Regions from separate parts of the Homo sapiens genome. Here region 2 is linked to region 1. A link is an interaction called in ENCODE POLR2A ChIA-PET data of the cell type or tissue named here. Cell type or tissue: IMR-90. All regions are shown on one strand. Links, peaks and the distances in the headings refer to the core of each region. The heading gives the core; the rest is flanking DNA.

Region 1 (12,482 bases), core at 1,495-9,494:
TAAAAGATTTCCCATATATAAAATATACAGAGAAGAGGCTAGGTGCCTATATACCCACAAAAATAAAAAAAATTTAAAAACCAATTGTATGGAGGGGGACAAATTTTTTTAAAAAAGTGTTGTCGGCTGGGCGTGGTGGCTCACGCCTGTAATCCCAACACTTTGGGAGGCCGAGGTGGGCGGATCACAAGGTCAGGAGATCGAGACCATCCTGGCCAACATGGTGAAACCCTGTCTCTACTAAAAAAAAAAAAAATTAGCTGGCTGTGGTGGCGCGTGCCTGTAATCCCAGCTACTAAGGAGGCTGAGGCAGGAGAATTGCTTGAACCAGGGAGTTGGAGGTTGCAGTGAGCCGAGATTGCGCCATTGCACTCCAGCCTAGCGACAGAGCGAGACTCCATCTCTCTCTCTCTACATATATATATATATATATATGTATATATATATATATATATATATGAGAATATTACAGCCACCCAGTGAATCACTATTCCATTTTAATATGTGTTAATTTGTTGCCATCTTTGCTTCAGACATTTTTAAGAAACAATAGTTTACAGGTAGAGTTGAATGGTTCCTCTATCCAGTTGATTCCTATCCTTCCATCCCACATGTAACCTCTAATCTGAAGGTTGTGTTTATCCTCCCTATCCCTGATCACAGACTTTAACTACAAAAGAATGTTTCCTAAACAATACAGTATTGTTCTGAGTTTTAAAGTTTCACACATACTCACAAGAGCATATCCTTTATTCACTTAACATTATGATTTAGAGATTTACCTATGTTGACTTAGACCTAGCTGATTTTTGCTGTCCTACTATATAATTTATAAATATAATATACTTTACTAACACATTCTCCTATTGACAAACACTTGGTTGTTTCCAATCATTGGGAATCAATGCGCTTGGGATGGGGCAGGTGCGGACTAGTGCCACCAGGGGGCGCGCGGAGAGCAGGATTGAATGGAGACGTGCGGCGTTTGGCACTCCTAGCGGAGGAATGGCTGAGCCTCTGCAGTTTCCAGGATACTGCCAAATCGCATTCCATAATGCCTCGGATTTCAGTTCTGCCAGTAGCGAATGAGATCCCATTTCCTCACATTCTCGCCACTACTGTGGGGTATGAGACTCGGCTTTGGCCTCTCTGAGGTCAAGCATCTTTTTATGCTTATTGGCTAGCAAGGTTTTGTCTTTGTGAATTTCCTACCCAGAGCCTTTGCTTCTCATCCCGTTAGGTTTGTCTTTTTCCCATTGATTTGTAGTTTTTAAAAATATATTCTTAATCCGGAGAGGATCTCTACAGCAAGCACGTGGCACGTGCAAACTGAGTAATTTAAGGTGAGTTTAACAAAGGGGCTGTGTGGGGCCCTCCCTATCCACCGATTCCATATCCCCAGATTCAATCAACCAGGGATTGAAAAAATTCAAACAAAAGTTCCAAAAAATGTTTCATTGGTTTGTTGTTGTTGTGGTGGTGGCGGTGGTGGTGGTGCTGTTGATGAGGTCTCACCATGTTGCCCAAGCTGGTCTTGAACTCCTGGCCTCAAGCAATCCCCCTGCCTCCTGCCTCACCCTCCTGCGGTCCACAATGTTCCACTGTGGCTGATGTGTACTGTGTAGTTAGACCTCAGACGGTTGCATCTGTGCTGAACATACACGGACCTTTTCTTGTCATTATTCCCCAAACGATACAGTACAACAACTATTTACATAGCATCTACATTGTATTAAATAGTATACATAATCTAGAGATGATTTAAAGTGTACAGGGGATGTGCCTAGCTTATATGCAAATATTACACCATTTCATATCATGGACTTGAGCATCCTTGGATTTGGGGATCTGTGGGGCATCCAGGAACCCATCTCCCACCACCCTGTGGATACAGAGAGATGGACGACTATATTTCTAAAAGCAGGAGCAGGTTGGGGGCAACCAACGAGGGCTGTTTCAGTACGAATGGCTGGCAACAGTGGGCGACATCTCAGCACCCCAGGCCTGAAATGGCAAACAAAAGTGTTGGGTGACCATTCTCCCTAGATGTCTCAGCATTCCCACAGAGTCTGGTTGCTGGGAGCAAAGGGCCCTGAGAAGCTCTGGTCAGTGCTGATTGGAGAGCCACCAGTCTTGGGAGCTACAGATAGCATCTAGTAAAGATAGAGATCGTCTCCCTCTGCAGAGGCATTCCCACATCCTAAAGCCTTCTCTGTCCCCTCCCAGGAGATAAGGGCTTACCTTCCAGCGTTACAGCCCAAGAGAGCTTTTCCCTCAGCCCCTGGGCAGCGAGTGACATTCCAGGTCATGTCTATGGAGGGGAGGACGGCAGGTCATGAAGTCACCTCAAGGAAAGCTCCAGCTCCCAATTCAGGGCTCCCCTCCTGCGGCGCAACCTGCACAGCTGCAGGCGAGCACCTGGCCCTCTGCGTGGCCCATGGGAATCGGGATGGTGGGGACCAACCCAGGAGCTTGCAGAGCTACTGCTTTCTGCTGTGAAGAACACACAGTCTGTGTCTCTGAACCGAGCCCTGCGATCTTTGGTCAGATGTGTGCATGGAACCAGCACAGGCTACCTCGTTCCCTGGCAAGAGGGGACAATCTCAGCCCTTTCGCAGTGTCTGACTTCATAGGAATGCGCAGAAGGTGAAGTGAACTGTGCTAACAGGAGCCACACTGCAGTGGAGGCAGGCAGCCAGCTCTGGGCTGTGTTATGAGGCCAGCGTTTCCATGATGCCAAAGAGAACGGGGGTTTCCAGGGACTGGGGGAGGGCAAAATGGAGAGACGTGCGTCAAGGGGTGCAAACTTTCAGTTTCACCAGATGAATACATTCCAGAGATGTCATGTATTGCACAGTGACTATAGGTGACAATATTGCACTGTGTACTTGAAATTTGCTAACAGGGTAGATCCTAAGTGTTCTCACCACAAAGAAAAAAACATAACTATGGGACGGGGTAGATATTTAATTAGCTTGATTGTGGGAATTATTTCACAATGTACACATATATCAAATCATCAAGTTGTACAAGTAAGATATAAACATAAAATTTGTTTCTAATTTAAAAATTGTATAGTAATTTCCCCACATAACGGGGCATAGTGGCTCACGCCCGCAATCCCAGCACTTTGGGAGGCTGAGGTGGGAAGATGGCTTGAGCCCAGGAGTTTGAGACCAGACTGGGCAACATAGCAACACTCCGTCTGTACAAAAGATAAGAAAATTAGCTGGGCATGGTGGCGCACATCTGTAGTCCCAGCTACTATGGAGGCTGATGCAGGAGGATTGGTCTAGACTGGGAGATTGAGGCTGCAGTGAACCATGATCACACTACTGTACTCCAGCCTGTGCAACAGAGCAAGACCCTGTCTCGAATAAAACAAAACAAAAGGAAACAAAAAAAAACACCAAAATCCCCCATACTTACTTTGTTTGCTTGCATTTAGATTTTGATCCATCTAGAGTTTATTTAGTTGAGATGTGAGTTTGGGATCTGTATGAGACAGAGTAAAAGCTAGTCTGTTTTAGAAAGGAGATTCATAAAATTCAGTGACTTGGCCGGGTGTGGTGGCTCACACCTGTAATCCTGGCACTTCAGGAGGCCGAGGCAGGTGGATCACCTGAGGTCAGGGATTCGAGGCCAGCCCGGCCAACATGGTGAAACCCTGTCCCTACTAAAAATACAAAAATTAGCCGCGCATCGTGGCACATGCCTGTAATCCCAGCTACTCGGGAGGCGGAGGCAGGAGAATCGCTTGAACCTGGGAGGTGGAAGTTGCAGTGAGCCGAGATCACACCACTGCACTCCAGCCTGGGTGACAGAGTGAGACTCCATCTCAAAAAATAACAATAATAATAATAATTCAGTGACTTAAACTACAAATCTCACCAAGTGACCGAGGTAGACACTCGAGATCACTGGGTGACTTGGTTCCAAAGAGTCATTTGGGGATTCAGGTTTCCTCTTGTTTCCGGTCCACCCCCTAGGATGTTGTCCTTGTCTCTAGCTTGATGGTGGGCTGCCTCCATCTGTGGGTAGCAGCAAGTGGCAAGAGGAAAGAGAGCATGAAGGACACACACCTCTAGGATGTCTTAAGTCCTGGGCCAGAATCCACACCTCTTACTTCTACCCACACTCCATGGACAACTTTAACATTATAGCCACCCCCAACCACAAATGGGGCCACCAAATGTATCCATGTGTCCTGCAAGAAGGGGAGAATGGATTCCAGTGACGATGGATACCAGTCCCTGCCAGAGAATTCAGCACAGATTTTCTCCAGGTGGCTGCAGCAGAGTTGCTCAATGGTTTTTGTTTTTGTTTTGTTTTTTTTTTTTTTTTTGAGACAGAGTCTGGCTTTGTCGCCCAGGCTGGAGTGCAGTGGCGCGATCTCGGCTCACTGTAACCTCTGCCTCCCGGGTTCAAGCAACTGTCCTGCCTCAGCCTCCCAAGTAGCTGGGATTACAGGCACCTACCACCATGCCCACTAATTTTTGTATTTTTAGTAGAGATGGGGTTTCACCATGTTGGCCAGGATGGTCTCGATCTCTTGACCTCATGATCTGCCCGCCTCGGCCTCCCAAAGTGCTGGGATTACAGGCGTGAGCCACCACACCCAGCCAGGTCAATGTTATTGATTGAATCGTGCCATTTTCCCCACACATTCGCACCCCCACTTTATCATGTGCTAATTTCTTATGCTGTGTACTCATTTCAGTTCCCTTCTTCATTAGCCTATCTGCTTACTAATGCTTCAGTAATGCACTTTTTCAATTATGCCAGCTTTACAGTGTCTTTCAGTATCAAACAGACCAAGTCCTGCCTTTTCCACTTAGTCTTCTTTTTTGCAATGTTTTCTGACTCTTTCACTGTGTTTTCCATTTTTAAGATAGCTTATCTATTGGTAAAAATATATTGTTATACTATTTGGGATTTTATAAAATTAGTAGATTAATTTGGTGATTTCCTATTCAAGCTCTTCCCTCTGGTCAAGACTTCCTTTGAGTCTTCTAGTAGTGCCTTAAGTTGTTGTTGTTGTTTTTAAATATAGATTTTGCCTATTTATTAAGTTCTTTTTTTTTTTTTTTTTTTTTTTTGAGACAGAGTCTTGCTTTGTCACCCAGGCTGGAGTACAGTGGTGCAATCTCGGCTCACTGCAACCTCAACCTCCCGGGTTCAAGTGATTCTCCTGCCTCAGCCTCCTGAGTAGCTGGGATTACAGGCGCCTGTCATCATGCCCGGCTAATTTTTGTACTTTTAGTAGAGATGGGGTTTTGCCATGTTGTCCTAGCTAGTCTTGAACTCCTGACCTCAAGTGATCTGCCTGCCTCAGCCTCCCAAAGTCCTGGGATTACACTTGACTGGAGCCACTGCACCCGGCCTGTTTCTTAAGTTCTTAAACATTAGTTTATCTGGTTATAGAGTTTTAAATTATCAGGTGTTTTCTTTCAGCTGGTGGAAGATATTATTCGTTGCATTCCTGCTTCTTTTGTTACTGGTGCGATTCTTATTATCAAATGACTTCATTTTCCTTTGTAGGTGATTCTTTTCCCTCTCTTCTTGTTAAATTTTTCTCTTAACTTTTGTGTTTTGAAGTTTTAATATGACACGTACAGGTGTGGATTTGTTTTTGTTTATCTACTCTGAGAATTCATGTCTCATCAACTCCAAAAGAATTTAAAATAACTGGTTACTACAACCAAGTTTTAGTATTTAAGTTTTATTATCTTAATTTCTCAGGCTACTAATTCTCAAGTAGATTACGTTTGTTTCTGCCAGATACTCCAGGGACTGGACTGGGGCCCGTTTTTCCACTAATTTCTCGTCTGGAATTTCCATGCCACAAGGATGGTGTGCATTCACACTCCACAACTCCATGCATGGACTTGAGATTCTGTTTTCTTCTAAGATTGTTTTCCATTCCCTCCCTTGGAGTATCTACAAGAAACAAGCTTCCTTGGCCAGGCACGGTGGCTCACACCTGTAATCCCAGCACTTTGGGAGGCTGAGGAGGGCGGATCACCAGAGGTCAGGAGTTCGAGACCAGCCTGGCCAATGTGGTGAAACGTCGTCTCTACTAAAAATACAAAAATTAGCCGGGCGTGGTGACGGGTGCCTGTAATCCCAGATACTCGGGAGGCTGAGGCAGGAGAATTGCTTGAACTGGGGAGGCGGAGGTTGCAGTGAGCCAAGATGGCGCCAGTGCACTCCAGCCTGGGTGACACAGCAAGACTCCATCTCCAAAAAAAAGCTTCCTTGCTACTTCCCTGGGAGGATGAGAAGTTTGCCTACTCCTCCCTTTCATGAAGGAGGTGGTCAGTCCATGTCCCAGCTTTATGCAGGAGTCTCAGTTCCGCCTAGCTTCCTGTCTTATGGGGTCAACATCATGTCTTTTACTTTCGTGCTGGAATGAAAACCTCAGCCCTTAACAGTGAGTGTCTAAGTAGGGATACAACCCCCTTCTGACTGAGGAAAGGGATTTTTCTTCCTAGCTTGTCTGCGTATTTGATATTGGTATTCTATTTTATACAGCATGCCTATGTGTTTGGAGAAATATGGAGGGTAGGGGATGTATTACCCAATCTGCCCAGTTGCCAGAACTGCAAGTTGGAGTCTGTTTCCAATTTTTCAATACTATAAATAATGCTATGATGAATATCCTTGCCCATTAATGTTTATGCACATCTCTGGTTATTTTCCTTGGATAAATGCCTAGGAATGGTCAAAGAGTACGAACATTTGTAAGGTGTTTGATATATATGTGAGGCCCCATTGCCAGCCCTCAAAAACGCACCACTTCACATTCCCTGGAATTCCTGCTTTCCGGTGCCCTTGCCAACATTTGGAACCTTTAAAAAAAAAATCACCATTTAGTTAGATTTAAAAAATACTGTGAAAAAAAGCATAGTGTGAAAACAATATTTTTATGTTTATAACTAGTTAGAAAAAAATCAAGAGTTGGGCACAGTGGCATGCGCCTGTAGTCCCAGCTACTCAGGAGGCTGAGGTGGGAGAATCACTTGAGTCCAGGAGTTTATGGCCAGCCTGGGCAACCATAAATAGTGAGATGCTGTCTCAAAAAAGACAGAGAGAGGCGGGACACGGTGGCTCACGCCTGTAATCCCAGCACTTTGGGAGGCCGAGGCGGGCAGATCACGAGGTCAGGAGATCAAGACCATTCTGGCTAACACGGTGAAACCCCGTCTCTACTAAAAAATACAAAAAAAAAAAAAAAAAAAAAAAAAAAAAAGCCGGGCGTGGTGGCGGGCGCCTGTAGTCCCAGCTACTCGGGAGGCTGAGGTAGGAGAATGGTGTGAACCTGGGAGGTGGAGCTTGCAGTGAGCCAAGATTGCGCCACTGCACTCCAGCCTGGGCGACAGAGCGAGACTCCACCTCAAAACAAAACAAAACAAACAAACAAAGGTGAAAAGAAAAGAGAGAGGGAGGAAGGAAGGAAGGAAGGCAGGCAGGTGGGCAGGTGGGCACGGTGGCTCATGCCTATAATCCCAGCACTTTGGGAGGCTGAGGCAGGAGGGTCATGAGGTCAGGAGTTCAAGACCAGCCTTGCCAAGATGTGAAACCCCGTCTCTACTAAAAAAAATCCAAAAAATTAACCAGGTGTGGTGGTGGGTGCCTGTAATCCCAGCTACTCAGGAGGCTGAGGCAGAGAATTGCTTGAACCCGGGAGGTGGAGGTTGTAGTGAGCCAAGATCATGCCACTGCACTTCAGCCTGGGCGACAGAGCGAGACTCCGTTTCAAAAACATACACACACACACACATGCGCACACACATAAAATAAGGCTGAGTATAGTGGCTTACACCTGTAATCCAAAAACTGTGGGAGGCCGAAGTGGGAGGACTGCTTGAGCCCAGGAGTTCAAAACCAGCTTGGATGACAAAGTGAGATCCTGTCTCTACAAAAAATTAGCCAGGCATGATGGCACGTGCCTGTGATCCCAGCTACATGGGAGGCTGAGGTGAGATGACAGCTTCATCCCAGGAGGTTGAGGCTGCAGTGAGCCATGTTTGTGCCACTGCACTCCAGCCTAGGTGACAGAACAAGACCCCATCTCAAAAATAGAATAAAATAAAAATAAATAAATGCTACTGTGCACTCTGTTGAGCATAAAACTCAAGCAACACATCACTGAAACAGTGATTACTGTTACCTGAACTTTTGTCTAGATTGATGCTTCTTTTTATTAGCCCCACCCATTTCTCCCCTTCTTCATCAATGCTTCTTCAACTTAATGTGCATGGGAATCACCTGAGGAGCTTGTTAAAGAGCAGGTTCTGATTCTGAGGAGCTTGTTAAAGAGCAGATTCTGATTTTGTAGGTCCAGGGTGTGGCCTGAGAATACTCCCCGCATTTTTTTTTTTTTTTTTTTTTTGAGACTGAGTCTCGCTTTGCCGCCAGGCTGGAGTGCAGTGACACGATCTTGGCTCACTGCAACCTCTGCATCCCAGGTTCAAGCGATTCTCCTGCCTCAGCCTCCTAAGTAGCTGGGACTACAGGTGCGTGCCACCATGCCCAGCTAATTTTTGTATTTTTAGTAGAGACAGGGTTTCACCATGTTGGCCAGGATGGTCTCGATCTCTTGACCTCGTGATCCGCCTGCCTCGGCCTCCCAAAGTGCTGGGATTACAGATGTGAGCCACTGCGCCCGGCCGAGAATCCCCATTTTTAATGAGGATGCTGATGGTGCTGCTCTGTGGACCACAGAGAATGGTTGACTCATTTTGTTGTTGGCCACAATCAGACCACAGTGGAATTCACCCGGTCAGAGCTCGGTAACTTCCAAAGCACATATGGCTGCAAACAGCATTATTAGGACCTTCTATCAACACTTCTAGCTAAAGTGACAGAGTTAAACTGATCCTTTATAAGGAGCATAAATCAGTTGGTTAGTGATGAAATAGCTTATTGAGATGACAACCAAATCACACACAAATACACAGACACACACACACAAATCTATAAATGGGAGAGAATGTAAAACAAGGGCAGAAAGTTAGATTGAGATTGTGCAAAAACGAAAACACAAGCCCCTTAGCAGGAAGGCAACTTGCATCATATCAGATCTTATCAGCTTCAAGCAGACTCTGGAGAGGTGAGTAAGCTTTCTGAGTTAGGGTGGAATTTATCTGGTAAATAATATGGTATTTCAATATGGTTTGCCATTATTGACATAGGATTGCAAAGATAAGTTTGTAATTTTTTTACACGAGCACATTCATCTGGACATTGTATGACCTTTCGGAAGTGTTGATCATAGCCTTCAAGAGTGTTGTGTGTGCACAAAAAGGGATTTATTCAGGTTTACAAATTTCACAGTCAATTTATTTGAGTTACGAGTTCTAATGCCTAGTTTTCCTTTAACCTTCTAAGTTCAGTCTAGAAATCTTATTATTCTCTTTTCTTTTTAAATTCTATTTTAAGTCCAGCAAATAATAGCAACCACTTTTAAGAGGCCTTTGGAAAATACTTGACCCTATTTACAAATTTAAACACCTTCATGCATTTTAAAATATATTTAAAACTTGTAACAGACTACACTCAATTCCCTTCTTAATTGCTTCAGTTGTCTCAATAAACAAATACATTCCCAAGTTTACAAATAACTCTTTTAAATTTAATGAATTAAATTGACATGGTGAAACTTAAGTTCTCTTAGAATGTTCCAACACTGTATATAATTTAGTTTTCATGAGCCTCCAGTCAGTGACAAGAAAAAAAATAGTTTTCAACTAAGATCACAAGATTACTCAATTATACATTTTACAGTGATTTCCAAAGCTTAGAAATTCTTTTAAACTTTATGAATACATGGAACATCAAATACGCACAGATTCTTTCTGCATTCCGAATATGAATCCTACAGTTTTGATTCTCTTAAGAGTTGCTGTACTTTCCCTAAATCCTCCTGGAGCTGAAAGATTCACCCTCTTACAGCTGACCGTTACCATCCTAGTGACTGAGCCGGTATACACACCCAAGATTTGGGCTGCACCCTGACTAAATTCTTGTCAATGACCCTAATGGGGTACTTGAACCCTACTCATAATTGCTATGTCCCTGATGACATAATTTACGGGAGTTGCTCTCGAGGCTCCTAACCCTTAGTTTTAAGTCACACACGTTATTGATTCTTCTACATACACCTGGACATTTGTAGGCTGACAGCATAGATCACTTGAGATTTTGTATTTATCTGGTTCTTAAGATGTGTATTTTTCCCTCCAGCTCTAAAGACCTTTGCGCTTAAAGGAATCCTAAGATAGATAGATAAATGTCCTTTCTATTTGCTAATGAAGGCCTTTGGAATCTGTGGAATCTTTCTAGAGGCTTTAATCAGATTTGGGTTTTGGGGAAGGATTTTCTTGTAGGTGGTGGTGTTTTCTTCCCTAAAGGCACAGCATGTCTGGTGTCTCTCTTTTTGTGATGACAGCAGGAAGATATCTTTTTATGAATACTCCAAATAATATTCAATTTTGGATACCTCAAAAAATGGCCTTGTCTGAGCCGTGGTCACCGATTTTGAGGTCATTTATTGACAAGAAGGTGTGATGTTAGCGATTAACAAGATAATCCTTTATTCATTTAAGAAATATATCTGGATTACCTGCTCTTTGCAGATAGACAGTGGAGAATGAAACATGGCTCTTTTCCTCCTGTTGCTTCTTGCCCAGGATTTCTCAGCCTTGGTGCTATTGACGTTTTAGGCTGGTAAGTCTTTGTTGTCCAGTGCCTTGAATGAGGTTTAGCAGCCTATAATCAGTGTCCTCTACCCACTAGATGCCAGCAGCACCGCCTCTTCCCTCTCCATAGTCTTGACAATCAAAAATATCTCAGATATTGCCAAATGTCTCTGGGGGGCAAAATCACCTCGTTGAGAACCACTGTTCTAGTCGAGTAGGGGAGAAGAGATATTAACAAGTAAGCACAAATACAAATTCAGTAGGGGTTATTGGCTCATGCCTGTAATCCCAGCACTTTTGGAGGCCGAGGAGGGCAGATCACCTGAGGTCAGGAGTTTGAGACCAGCCTGGCCAACATGGTGAAACCCCGTCTCTACTAAAACTACAAAAATTAGCTGGGCGTGGTGGCGGGTGCCTATAATCCCAGCTACTTGGGAGGCTGAGGTGGGAGAATCGCTTGAACCCAGGAGGCGGAGTTTGCAGTGAGCCGAGATTGCGCCATTGCATTCCAGCCCGGGTAACAGAGCAAAAACTCTGTCAAAAAAAAAAAAAAAGAGAGACATGACGTGCTACTGTGAGAAATCCTGGTGTCTTAGTCTGTTCTGTCTATAATAAAGTACCATAGAGTGGGTCTAGCCATCTTTCTTTTTTGTGATGTTAGCAGCCAGTAATGCTCAAAGCTGAGATCTAGTCAACCCTTGTAAGTTCTATTTGTTCATTCTAACTCTAATTTCATCACTCCTTTAGGATTATCTGGAATGCTTCTATAAAGAGCCACTTTGCTCATCTGCAAGTTGGATAGCCAGGGATCCAAGGTAAATCTGAACTTTGGGCAACTCATGGCCAATGTGGGCATTTGTGGTTTGCCTCTGGTCTACACTGGATATGGCTGCTACAGTTTACGGCATGTACTTGAGAGGTCCAGCATGTCATGCCTGGGGCTCCTGGGTTTGGTGGGATCTCTGGGGGCTTTCATGGCAGGCTTCTGTTTCCTGTGATTTCCCAGCACTGATTGGGACCCTGTGAACAGAGTTCTATAGACTCTGTTCCCTACTGAAGCAGCAGCAGGAGCCTGGGGGCAAGGTTCCAGGCATGTTAGTTTCCTAGCGCCACTGTAACAAAGGACCACAAACTGATGGCTTAAACCTACACAAATGGATTCTCTCACAGTTCTGGAGGCCAGAAGCCTGGAATGCAGGTGTGAGGCAGGGCCACTCTCTCTCCGAAGGCTCCAGGGTAGAATCTGTTCCATGCCTCTCTCCCAGCTTCTGGTGCTTGCCAGAAATCCTTGGCATTCGTTGCCTTGTGGCCTCATTACTCCAATCTCTGCCTCCATTTTTACATGACCCTGGTGTCTGCGTTCCTTCTGCCCTCCCTTATGATATGACACCAGTCATATTAGATTAAAGGCCCACCCTACTCCAGTATGACCTCATCTTAAGTAACTGCATCTACAAATACCCCATTTCCAAATAAAGCCACATCCACATGTACCCAGGGCTAGGCCCTCAGCGTATCCTTTTTTTGGGTGGGGGAGCACAATTCAACCCCCAGCACCAGGGACCCAAGAGAGTCAAGAGCAGTGGAGGTTCTTCCTGCCAACGGGGTCATGCTGACCTCGGGGAAGTACCTGGGCTGGCAGAGAAGGCTTGGGCAGCAAGTAGTTTGATTTGCAGGGACAGAGTCCCATTCTCAAAAACAATCTCCTCTGCTGTCACTGAAAATTGTTGTTTCTTTGGAATTTTCAAAGGTCACCTGACTAGAAGTGAAAGGTATGGA
Region 2 (12,482 bases), core at 1,622-9,621, 100 kb before region 1:
GCCACCAAGAGCCACGAGAAGGCCCAGGGCCCTGTGTTCTCAGAGGCGGCTGCGGCACAGCACTTTACGGCCCTGGCCCAGGCTCAGCCTCGTGGTGACCGGAGACCAGAGCTCACCGATCGGCCTTGGAGGTCAGCACACCCGGGGAGCCTCGGGAAGGGATCGGGAGGCCCGGGCTGCCCACAGGAGGCCCACGCAGACGGCAGCTGGCCGCCCTCCAAGGATGGAGCTTCCAGTAGGCTGCAGGCCTCTCTGTCCAGCTCAGATGTGCGCTTCCCTCAGTCTCCTCATAGCGGCCGACACCCTCCCCTATACAGCGACCACAGCCCCCTCTGTGCTGACAGCCTTGGGCAGGAGCCAGGGGCTGCCAGCTTCCAGAACGACAGCCCTCCTCAGGTGAGGGGGCTCAGCAGCTGTGACCAGAAGCTGGGGAGCGGCTGGCAGGGTCCCCGGCCCTGTGTGCAGGGAGACCTGCAAGCAGCACAGCTCTGGGCGGGATGCTGGCCTTCTGACACAGCCCTTGGAGCCCTCGAGAGTCTTCCCCCACCCACGGTGGGCCAGAGCCCACGCCATCACCTACCTCAGCCTGAGGGTCCTCCGGATGCCCGCGAGACAGGACGGTGTTACCCGCTGGACAAAGGGGCCGAGGGCTGCTCCGCGGGAGCCCAGGAGCCTCCCAGGGCCAGCCGTGCAGAAAAAGCCAGCCAGAGGCTGGCAGCCAGCATCACGTGGGCAGATGGGGAGAGCAGCAGGATCTGCCCGCAGGAGACGCCCCTGTTGCACTCCCTGACCCAGGAGGGGAAGCGCCGGCCTGAGAGCAGTCCAGAGGACAGCGCCACCAGACCGCCACCGTTCGACGCCCACGTGGGCAAGCCCACCCGAAGAAGCGACCGCTTTGCCACCACCCTGCGGAATGAGATCCAGATGCATAGAGCCAAGCTGCAGAAGAGCCGGAGCACAGTGGCTCTGACTGCAGCAGGGGAGGCGGAGGATGGCACCGGCCGCTGGAGGGCCGGGTTGGGAGGTGGCACCCAGGAAGGACCCCTCGCTGGCACCTATAAAGACCACCTGAAAGAGGCCCAAGCCCGGGTCCTGAGGGCCACGTCCTTCAAGCGCCGCGACTTGGACCCCAACCCAGGAGACCTATACCCGGAGTCACTGGAACACCGGATGGGGGATCCAGACACTGTCCCCCACTTCTGGGAGGCAGGCCTGGCCCAGCCACCCTCATCTACAAGTGGCGGGCCCCACCCGCCCCGCATCGGAGGCCGGAGACGGTTCACAGCTGAGCAGAAATTGAAGTCCTACTCGGAACCTGAGAAGATGAACGAGGTGGGCCTCACGAGGGGCTACAGTCCTCACCAGCACCCCAGGACATCTGAGGATACTGTGGGCACGTTTGCTGACAGGTGGAAGTTTTTTGAGGAAACGAGCAAACCTGTTCCCCAGAGGCCTGCCCAGAAGCAAGCTCTTCACGGAATCCCGAGAGACAAGCCAGAGAGGCCGCGGACAGCGGGCCGCACATGTGAGGGCACGGAGCCCTGGTCGCGCACCACCTCCCTTGGGGACAGCCTCAACGCTCACAGCGCAGCGGAGAAGGCAGGGACTTCAGACCTGCCGCGGAGGCTCGGCACCTTTGCAGAGTATCAGGCCTCTTGGAAGGAACAGAGGAAACCTCTGGAGGCCAGGAGCTCTGGGCGCTGCCACTCAGCGGATGACATCCTGGATGTGAGCCTGGACCCACAGGAGAGGCCGCAGCACGTTCATGGGAGGTCCCGGTCTTCACCGTCCACAGACCACTACAAGCAGGTAAGCATGGAGCCACAGCCCCCTTGACCATCATCTTAACCCAAGGACAGGACACACCCAGAATGCAGTGGCTGACGCCAGGGCTACTCAGCTCCAGCTGTGCGAGCATTTACCTTTTCCAGATCTCCTAGTGTCCTCTGTTAGAGGTATTTGGGGACAAAGTTGACACCTTCAAGGCAATTTAAACTGCCATATTCCCGAAAACCCACATTTTTCATTCTCGTTCTCGTTGCCATAATCTCTGGCTTTAACTGAGTTTCCCCTTAAGTAGCTTGCTCCTACCTTCATACTCAGCAAAGAACTTGGAGGGAGAAACTATGGAAAATGATAACTAACGCCTCTGACATGGAAATGTGTGGTTTATGTAAAAGCTTAAAATGACATACAGTAGCCACTTTTCAAACACTGATGGATGACCTTTAATATTTATAGTATTTGGGTTTTTTTAGTATTCTGTTTTTTATTTGCAAGTATTTTCAAGGATTGCTCTGGGACAAAATGTATTTAAAACACATTAAGTGATTGCACTTTATTAAGGTGAGAGTTTTGATGGTGAGAGTTAATGTCCAGCTTTCTAGAAAACTGCATATTTCTTAGCCCTGCTTCAAAGTGAACAGTCTCTTTCTCTCTTGCACCTACCCCCTTTGAAAGCTTTTTCTCCCTATTACATCTGCACTTGCACATCTCAAAGAAAAAAATGTTCCACAATGATAGATGCAGTTTCTTTTTAAAAGAATCCAGGGTGGGTGCGGTGGTGCATTTGCAGTTCTAGTACTTTGGAAGACCGAGGAAGGATGATCACTTGAGGCCAGGAGTTCCAGACCAGTCTGGGCAACAAAGCAAGACCTTATCTCTACAAAAAAAAAAAAAAGAAAAAAAAAACTTAAGACAGGTGTGGCGGTGCCCAAGGAGGTTCAGGTTGTGGCGAACTGTGTTCTCACCACTATACTCCAGCCTGGGCAAAAGAGCAAGACCCTGTCTCAAAAAAAAAAAAAAAAAAAAGAACCACTAGTAATTTAATACAAGATACCTAATAAGTGCATGGAAAGAAGGCTGCTGGTTTGCTCTGTGGCGTCCCAGCCCTGAAAATCCACACAGATGCTGTGAGTGTTTATTTCCACTGTTGGATACCCTGGCTTGTGGCTATTCAGCATGACCTCTGAGAATTCCATGCTTGCTCTGTCAGGAGCAAAGAATCCCAGGCTCTGACGAGTACTAGAGCTTGAGGCTTCACCGCTGTAATTTGTGACCAGCTGTATTTTATTTTATTTCTTTTGGCCAATTGTGCCACACGGTTTTACAGGCTTCACGTAGGAGTTGTTTCCTGCCCAGAACAGAAGTGGACGTGGGGTCTTATTTCAGTCATCTCAATGAAATGCTTTGTAGAACTGCCCTGGCAAGGCAAACCCACAAATGAGGGCTTTCATAATCACAGATGTCCTGAGGAAGGCAGCTTGAGGACTTGGTGTCTCATTATGTTGCCCTTTGCAGGAAGCTTCTGTCGAACTGCGAAGGCAGGCAGGGGACCCCGGCGAGCCCAGAGAAGAGCTTCCCTCCGCAGTCCGGGCCGAGGAGGGACAGTCCACGCCGAGGTGGGTGAAATTTGGATTCAGAGTTACTGAAGAGGCGTCTGAGGGTGGGCTTCTGTACGATGGGTGGGTGCTTGGTTAACATGGCTAGATGTCTGGCTTTTGCCAAACCCAAAGCGGCTGAAATCCGGCGTGATTTCTAGCATCCCTGACGTACTGGAGGTCTGGGCAGAGCCTGTGCACCCTGCAGCCCTGCCTGGAGACACATCCCAGGGCGGGGAGGCCTTCTTACACGGCGGTGACATTTTTTGGTTCTTAAAATGGCTACTGTGTTTTCCGCACGGTGAGACTGCTTATGGAGACATAATGAGAAGTCCAGTTGAACATACTGGAGCTGCACGCTTTGCACAGAGCGCCTTATGGAAGGGCAGCTTTAGCTATCTAGCACACAGCTGTGTGCCTAGCCGCGGCCTGGAAATCAGAGTTGCCTCTAAGGATTGTTAGTAAGAAAGGAACAGGGCAGGCCTTCCTAAATTGGACCTAGTTAATGAGTTAATTTTGAGCTTTAAAATAGAAATCGAGTTAGTCACCTCCCAAAGAGAGGCTTCAAGCATCTGCAGGAACTGTGGCAGCAGCAGGAGATTAGAGCGTTTTGTGCCATAATTCCAGAATGTGCGCCGTAGCCGCTTAGTTGAGACAAGGACAGGGTTAGATTAAATACATAGTATAATCTGTGCTGGGTGTGGTGGTTCACACCTGTATTCCCAGCACTTTGGGAGGCTGAGGCAGGTGAATCGCTTGAGCCCAGGAGTTCAAGACCAGCCTGGGCAACATGGTGAGATCCCATCTCTACTAAAAATAGAAAAAAAAAAATTAGCCAGGTGTGGTGGCAGATGCCTGTAGTCCCAGCTACCCTGGAGGCTGAGCTACTCGTTCAAGCACGAGAATCGCTTGAACCTGGGAAGTGGATGTTGCAGTGAATGGGGATTGCGCCACTGCACTCCAGCCTGGGCAACAGAGCGAGACCCTGTCTCAAAAAAAAAAAAATAGTATAATCTTCCCCTTCATCACACGAGGAGGGCAGGCAGAGAGTGTGCGTCTCTACAGAAGATGTGGTGCAATCTTGTTTCAAAAAGGCGGATGGAGGGATGGGAGTAAATGCACGACAGGGTCCCCGGGTGTGGATTTTTCTGTCGCCTTGAGAATGTTGTGTGATTGCCATGACATTCACATTAAACACTGACCTCAAAACTCAAGGTTCTGTTGCAGAAATTACCAATTTAAAAGTTTGCTTTCAAGAGCCTCATGTAATGGGGTTTTATTTCATTTGGCCTTAAACAGAGCTGTTATCCTTCTACAAGGGGATCAAATATTTATGTGACTCTGCAACGACAGGATTGATATTGTGTGTGTGCTTGTGTAGGAAGTCTCTGCAGTTACTTAACAGACTCTGAGGCTGAAACCAAGAATGCGTGGGTCAGAAAGGCCGACGAATAATCCACCTACAGAATTTAGCTGTGTCTGAGAAGCACAATTAGAGCTTTATGACTGTGGATTCCAAGTAGGTCACGTGCCGAGCACCAGCTGCAGTCTGTTTTCCAAGCCAGCTCCCAGGCCGTTGAGGCTGGCCGTGCAGTGCATCGTGGGCAGTGCTCGATGGGCTCTGCACATGCGGGCCTTGCTTTGCCCGATGCCACCAGTGTATCATCTGTGCAGAGGGCACCCGTGCTGGTGAGAGTGTATAGCTCTGCTGTGCATGGAGGGGGTCGCCCTGAACAGCTGTCACGTGCAGGCTGTGTGTGAGTGAGTGAATGGCACTGTCGATACTGAAAGGGTCGAGAGGAAGCGGGGCCCCCTGCTTCATTCATCAAGGCCATGTCTCCCAGCAGACTGCATAACCACTCCAAAGAAATTAGTTCCAGAAACTCTCTGCTTTTGAGCTACCAACCCAGCAATTTTCAGAATTGTTGGGTGCGGTTTTTTTTTTGAGTGGTGAGGCGCGATGAAATTCGAGAATATGTAGGTTGAAAAGTTGTTTTCAACTTTTTTCAGAGACTCTTTAATTTCTGAAGGACCAGCAAGAAAGAATACACTTGAAAAATTTCAATGGAGAATAATAGAAGTCAAAGTTCAGGCAAGGGATTGTTCTTTGCCCACCAAAAAGAAAATCTAGAATACAAAGGTTTGAAGATACCCAGTGTTTTGCATAAGTTTCAAATAACGTAAACATGTCTGTGTAAATCATATGAAGTGCTGCTCTGATAATCGATGCGTAGCAAAAAGTATGTATTGTATTCTGTTTGGATAACAAAAGAATGTTGAGATCGGAATTGTTTTTTGTTGTTGTTGCTCATGTGAACCAAATAGAGATAACATTTTTTGTGAAGTTCAAGATCCTGTTAATATAAAGACAAGTAGGGCAGATTGAAGTGATGATACTTTTTTTTTAAGTTACATGATGTTTCAGAAGCTCAGAGGAGATAGAGCAAAGTGACTTCTGGCTGGGTTATGGGAGAAACAGGTGGCGTTTGAGCTAAAATAGAACTGAACCTGAGGGAGCAGACCCAGCACGTTTGCTTCCCTCCAGCTCTTCTGTCCTGAACAGCCCACCGCACCCCAGCCCCCACCCCCACTGCCATCAGAGGCTTCACCTCAGACCCACAAGCTCAGGCATCATAGCCAGCTGGAGCCTGCTTTGGGGAAATGCTCTCTCCTGCTGACTTGGGGCCCCTTGAATGCTGGGTCTGTTTCCTAGTGTGGCCATAACAAACTCCCCAAGACTGGGGGACTCAAACAACAGAAGTGGATTCTCCCACAGTCCTAGAGGCTGGAAGTTCCAGAGCAAGGTGTGAGCAGGGCTGGTTCCTCCTGGGGCCTCTCTCCTAGGCTTGTAGATGCCGTCTTCTCCCTGTGTCCTCACAAGGTCGTCCCTCTGCGCATTTTTGTATCATTTCTTCTTATAAGGACCCCAGTCCTATTGGATCAGAGCCCTCCCCAATGGCCCTAATTACCTAATTTTACCTTAATTACTTCTTCTAAGGCCCTGTCTTCCAATACAGTCACATTCTGAGATACTAAGAGTTATGGCTTCAGCACATTGATTTTGTGGGGCACAGTTCAGTCCCTAACACTGGGAGAAATGTCCCTGCTTCTCCATTCTACCTTTATAGTAACCACTTCTACCTGCTGTCAGCTCTCTCAGGAAGTGTCATCCTACCCTTGAGCTGATCAGGCTTTACGTTCATGACAGATGTGAAAGCCTTTAAGATGAAGGGAAGAGGGAGCTGTCACCCTGTGGGTGGCACAGAAGAGGGGCATTTGGCAAAACCTGACTGGAGGGCTTTTTGAGAAACCTGTCTGGAGGGTTCCTTGGCACCATGCAACTGAAGGCTGACAGCTCTGCACACCTTCTGGTTCAGTCAATCCATCTTTAAGAGTTTACCTTGAAAGTGGACATCCACTGCCCCATGAATGTGCTAACCTCTTCAAACTGGGATGGTTTGGCAGGGGGACAGTGACTCTTAAACTCACATCACGGATGTATTTGTACACCTTCACTATTCCTTGCTGTCTGCTGGGCTGGACCGTTGGCTCCTGGAAGATGGGATTTTACTTTTTCATTTCTCAGTACCCCGTACCTGACATAATTCCTGCACAGATTACATGCTCAATAAATGGTTGGATGGATGGAGGGACTGGTGGATGGACAGATGGGTGGTTGAGTAGACAGATGGATGGACCAGTCCTCAGGTAGATAGTTGGAGGGTGGGGAGGGTGGGTGGATGAATAGTTGGATGGATGGAAGGGTAAGTGGATAGATGGATGGATGGATGCATGGATGGATACATGGATGAGATGTAGGGATGCATGGATGGATAGATGGATGAATGGAAGAGTAAGTGGATGGATGGATAGATGGGTGTGTGGATGGATGCAGAGGTGTATGGATGGATGGATGGGAGGGTAAGTGGTTGGATGGACGAATGGAAAAGTAAGTGGGTGGGTGGGAGGATGGATGGATAAGTAGATGGATGGATGAAAGGGAGGGTGAGTGGGTGGATAGATGGATGGATAGAGGGGAGGGCAAGTGGATGGATGGATACATGGGTGCATGGATGGATGGAGGCATGGGAAGGTGGATGGATGAGTGAATGGGAAGATAGAAGGATGGGTAGGTGGATGTATAAACAGATGGATTGGTGGCTGAATGGATAAATACCAGGCTGACCTTCCTTGAGTTAGTCTTTCTTGATTGTGGTGAATAATCTTTCCATATTGGTACATTGTGTGTCCTAAAATTTTATTTAGAATTTTAGTTTACACACTAGTAAGTGAAATGGCCTTTATTTATCCTTCTGCACTAGCATGGCATTTGGAATCAAGAAGACATAAACATCTCAAAATAAATTTGGTAGCACAGATTTGTTTTGGGTATGAGATTTTAGACCTTGTAGGAAAGTTTAGAGGTACCACATTTGTTCGTTGCTCCTCAATTTCGAGAGGCCTTGGGTGAGGACTGTGTTCTGGGTGGCTCCAGAGACTGGCACTGAAATGAGATCTGGGGGCGGCCCCCTGGAGCTGTGGGTGCTGGCAGTGTCTTCCTTCTGTGCCTTCTTGCAGCCACTTCCGCCCCCGCCTGCAGGAGCCACTGCCAAGCACTGATGAGCTGGCACTGACCTCAGGCTTGTATTTTGTTGGGACAGATGGGAGGGGAGGCAAAGAAAGAGAGTATATCCTAAATCCCAATACCAGCTGCAAAATTGAATGCATACGAAATAGAGCTCTTTAGGGAAAAATTTGCTTTCATATAATATGTATAAACAAGCTAAATGAACCTGAGGGTCATCTTCCTGGATGTTTTCCCTGAGAGGTGACTTGGTGTACAGAGATTCATGTGAAGACCAATTTTTCATTTACAAAACAAGCTCCTTCATGTAGATTTCAGAATAAGTAACAGAGATTTATCATCCAAGCTCTCCCCCTCATTTGTCACTTTAGGGCAGATGTTTGCTTTCCCTGGCCTTCAATTAGCTCAGGGCAATTGAAGCTTTCCATTCTGAGCTGCTGTGCTAGGTAATTATGAATAGACTGTGCTGGATCGGGTCAGGATAAAAAGGTGAAACTTGATCTTGGAATTTTGTCAGGGCAGAGCCCAGCATTCTGCATAGCTTTGTACAGTGTAGTACTGCATGCTGAGCAGAAAGGTTCTTGTGCAGGGAGTACTTGCGGATGTAACACCCTCACCCCAGAAGGGATAAACGGTAGCTGTAGGAGAGAGCCTGCGGCATGGGTCTAGCGGACTTCCCTTTATGTCTTTTTTTGATGTTGTTTTTTGAGACAGGGTCTCGCCCTGTCACCCAGGCTGGAGTGCAGTAGTGCGACCTCTGCTCACTGCAGCCTCCACCTCCTGGGCTCACGTGATCCTCCCACCTCAGCCTCTGGAGTAGCTGGGACTATAGGTGCACACCACCATGCCAGCTAATGTTTGTATTTTTTTTGTAAAGATGAGGTCTCACCGTGTTGCCCAAGCTGGTCTTGAACTCCTGGGCTCAAGCGATCCACCCATCTCAGCCTCCCAAAGTGCTGAGATTACAGGTGTGAGCCACCACACCTGGCCTTGTTTTTATGCCTTACTTTGCAACTACAATTTCCCCTTACATTTATACCCATGGGGACTTTAAGAAACCCAGGACCGAGACAGGCGGCCACCCGTTTGTTTACTTTTTGGTTTGGTCGCGTGATTCTAGATTATTTAGAAGGAATAGCTTTCAGGTGATAGTTTATGGTTACAGGATTTCGGCTAAGGAGGAGAAGCGGGAGCAGGGAGGCAGATCCACAAAGCCCTCGTGTGGAGGGAGAAGTGTGCAAAAGGAGGGTGAAAGTGACCAATGCCCCAAGATGCCAGAGCTGAGGGAAGCCAGAGGGAAATGCAGAGGAAAATTTAACTCAGGCATCTCAGTTCTAGATGGGGCAGGTAAGCAGTCTTCTACAAACAGAATTTGTGTCATTGAGCAGGGCACAGTGGCACGTGTCTCTAATCCCAGCACTTTGGGAGTCTGAGGCAGGAGGATCACTTGAGTCCAGGAGTTCGAGACCAGCTGGGGCAACCTAGCAATACTCTATCTCTACAAAAAATACAACAGTTGCTGCCCCATGGTTGGGTGCCAACATACGTAGCTGTACTCGCACAGGATCCTTGATCCCTCATGTGACTCCTAGGCTGTGGCCTGAGACTTGCCTTTCCAGAAGAATCCAGCCCTGTGGAAAGCTGCCCCTTTGTTTCCCAGCAGCCCCATCCCTGGAGCCCCCAGCGGCCTCTCTTGGGGGAGAGACTCCCGTAGCACGTGCTGACGTGGCAGCCCCGCTCTGCTCTGCCTCTCCTCTGGCCTCCTTTCTTGTCAGCTGGCTGCGTTCTTCAAAGCTCTCAGCCTCTGGGCCGACCTTGGCTGCGTTCGCATGTTACGGGATCCTTTGGGGCTTTCACCTTTCTCCAGAGAGCTACCTGGAAACATAGATGTCCATTCTCCCCTTTAGCTTCTTCCAGCCTCCATTCCTCTTGGCTGTGTCCTAGTCCAGTCCTCCACCCAGATTGGGCTGAGGTGACACAGACATCCACCCAGAAGGCTGTACAGATTGATAACCGATTGATTCATTCAAAGGGTCTTGCTCTGTCACCCAGGCTGGAGTGCAGTGGCACAATCATGGCTCACTGCAGCCTCAACCTCCAAGCTCAAGTGATCCTCCCGAGTAGCTGGGATCACAGGCATGCGCCAGCACACCTAGCTAATTAAAAAAACAAAAAAAGTTTTTGTAGAGAAGGCCTTGCCATGTTGCTCAGGGTGGCCTCAAACTCCTGGCCTCAAGTGATCCTCTTGCCTCAGCCTCTCAGAGTGCTGGGATTACAAGGGTGAGCCACCACACCACACCCAGCCAATGTGTTCATTTTTAAAGTTTGACTTAAGAGTCCCATAGATTCAGTGTCTTATGTGGCAGTTAGGTCCTTGCAGTTAGTCTCAGAAATCGATTTAGCTCATCTGTTTTCTGAAGGCCCACACATTTGAAATAAAAAAGGAAATAGTTCTGAGTCACCTCCTTCTCAATATAAATAGAAAATGCATTCAAATATTCCCACAAGTTTTGTGTCTTTTAAATCTGCACAAACCCAAAGAATTCCTAGAGGAGGCCGCCAGAGCTAGCAGCACGTGTCAGGTCTGCATCCCACCGGGCCAGCTGAGCAACCCGCTTCAGGCCCCTGCATACCACACAGCTCACCACCGCCTCCAACGCCAGGAGAGTCCAGAAGGCCGGAGGGCGAGGGAGGACTGACGCGTGGGCGGTGACGGCGCGGGAGCCAGTGATGTATTTCTGCTTTGGGCTTTCTCGCACGTGGCACTTGGAGCACATCCTTGGGAACATGTCTGTCCTCTTTGCCAGTTTAAATTTTTGTGTGTTCGTTTCCATACTAGCTCTTAGAATCTAAATCAAGTGTTGTGGATGGTGTGCAAGACCATGGCTGTGTATGTGTGTGTGGGAGTCTCATTGACCACAGTGCTGACACAGTTTCCCTTGGTGGAAGTAAAGAGTAAGTTCAGGACTCCCCTGTAAATGATGTGCTCCCCATGGATGAGGGACAGGAAGAACATCAGGGTACCGTGCCAGCAGAGCTCTGTGCCCTGTTAGTCGAAACAAAAGTGATGGCTGAGATGAGTCCTTCTGTGGCACCCAGGAAACTTTGATAGCTGGGCCAAGAAGCAGCGGCACTGCAGTGCCCTGGGCCGCGAGCATCATGGTTTATGCTCAGCAAAGCCACATCACCTGTCATATAGACCTGACATCAGCTTTACAGTTTTGCTTGCATATAACTTGCAAATTTTGTTTTGTGTTTTATAGCCTAAGAACCATTAAAATAAGGAAACAGATTTTATATAGAGACATTTAGCAGTCTAATAAAAAAAAATAAAAATCACATATTGTATGATGCCATTTATATAAAATGTCCAGAATAGGCACATCCGTAGATAGAAAGTAGATTAGTGGCTGCCAGGGGTTAAGAGGGGAGAAGTGAGGGAGAGACTGTTCATGGGCGTGGGGTTTCTTTCTGGAGTAATGAAAATCCTCTAGAATCTGATAGTGGTGATGGTGACTGCTGTGATATACTAAAAACTACTGAACTGCGCTGTTTCAAAGGGCACATTTTATGATATATTTTATCTCAGTCTTTAAAAAAAAATCTCAACACTGGGAATCCATAAGAAAACTTTTTTTAATTTAAAATGGGTCTGTCAGGCAGGGCGTGGTGGCTCACGCCTGTAATCCCAGCACTCTGGGAAGCCAAGGCGGGTGGATCACCTGAGGTCAGGAGTTTGAGACCAGCCTGGCCAACATGGTGAAACCCCGTCTCTACTAAAATATTAGCCAGGTGTGGTGGCAGTCACCTGTAATCCCAGCTACTCAGGAGGCTGAGGCAGGAGAATCGCTTGAACCTGGGAGGCGGAGGTTGCAGTGAGCCGAGATCGTGCCATTGCACTCCAGCCTGGGCAACAAGAGTGAAACTGTCTCAAAAAAAATTAAAATAAATAAATAAATAAAATGGGTCTGTGCATTAAGCAGCTGTAGTTCAGAGATTGACAAAGTTTGCGGAAGATGAGATGATAAATATGTTTGGCTCAGAGGAACATAGTGTCCCTGCTGCGACCACTCAGCTCTGCCGTGATAGCGCAAAAGCAGCCACACGGTGACCAGGTTGCCCTCCCTGCAGGCCTGCTAAGAGGACTCTGGCTAGATTCCAGCCCTTGCTGGTCCCCCTGGCGTTGGGGCAGGGGGGAGGCGGGCAGCATCCCTACTGTCCCACCGGACCCAGCAGCCACAGGGGCCTTTCGCTTCTCCACATTCCTTCCTGCCCTGCCCTAAAGCAGGAAGCAAGACAAGGAAACCTCTGAGTCAGGTATGTGGATGTCCTCTGCAGAACTCGCCTGGTCCCTTCCTTCAAGTCATTTGTTTCTTTCTGTGAGTCAGCCCTGCCTCCTGTTTACCAGGCACAGGTAGTTTTACCTGTGGCTCCCTGAGCAGAACTGGAGCCGGTGTAACACAGGCTGTGTCTCTGAATAGAAAGTCTCCACACTGCCGTGCCGCTCTCCACTCTGT

The links. Peaks named below come from ENCODE experiments on the same cell type or tissue, not always from the same donor. Only the 100,000 strongest peaks of a DNase experiment are listed, where the experiment ranks them.
Region 2: POLR2A ChIA-PET joins it to region 1 with 10 read pairs; 2 of 35 experiments call an interaction of 5 or more read pairs at or near these places.

Annotation. Positions count from the first base shown.
Region 1 is chrX:9,994,993-10,007,474 of GRCh38, forward strand. No RefSeq gene overlaps it. Among named protein-coding and RNA genes, the nearest start is that of WWC3, 14 kb to the right of the region's middle. RefSeq lists an enhancer at 2,524-2,903. In IMR-90, for the core only: no CTCF peak of the experiment used is centred there; DNase peaks (open chromatin) are centred at 8,779 and 9,079; H3K27ac peaks cover 201 bases.
Region 2 is chrX:9,894,890-9,907,371 of GRCh38, forward strand. It overlaps SHROOM2 (shroom family member 2), which reads left to right. Exons shown (of 10, transcript NM_001649.4): 4 at 1-1,809; 5 at 3,301-3,401. Among named protein-coding and RNA genes, the nearest start is that of CLDN34, 66 kb to the right of the region's middle. In IMR-90, for the core only: no CTCF peak of the experiment used is centred there; DNase peaks (open chromatin) are centred at 3,072 and 4,832; H3K4me3 peaks cover 529 bases; H3K27ac peaks cover 2,989 bases.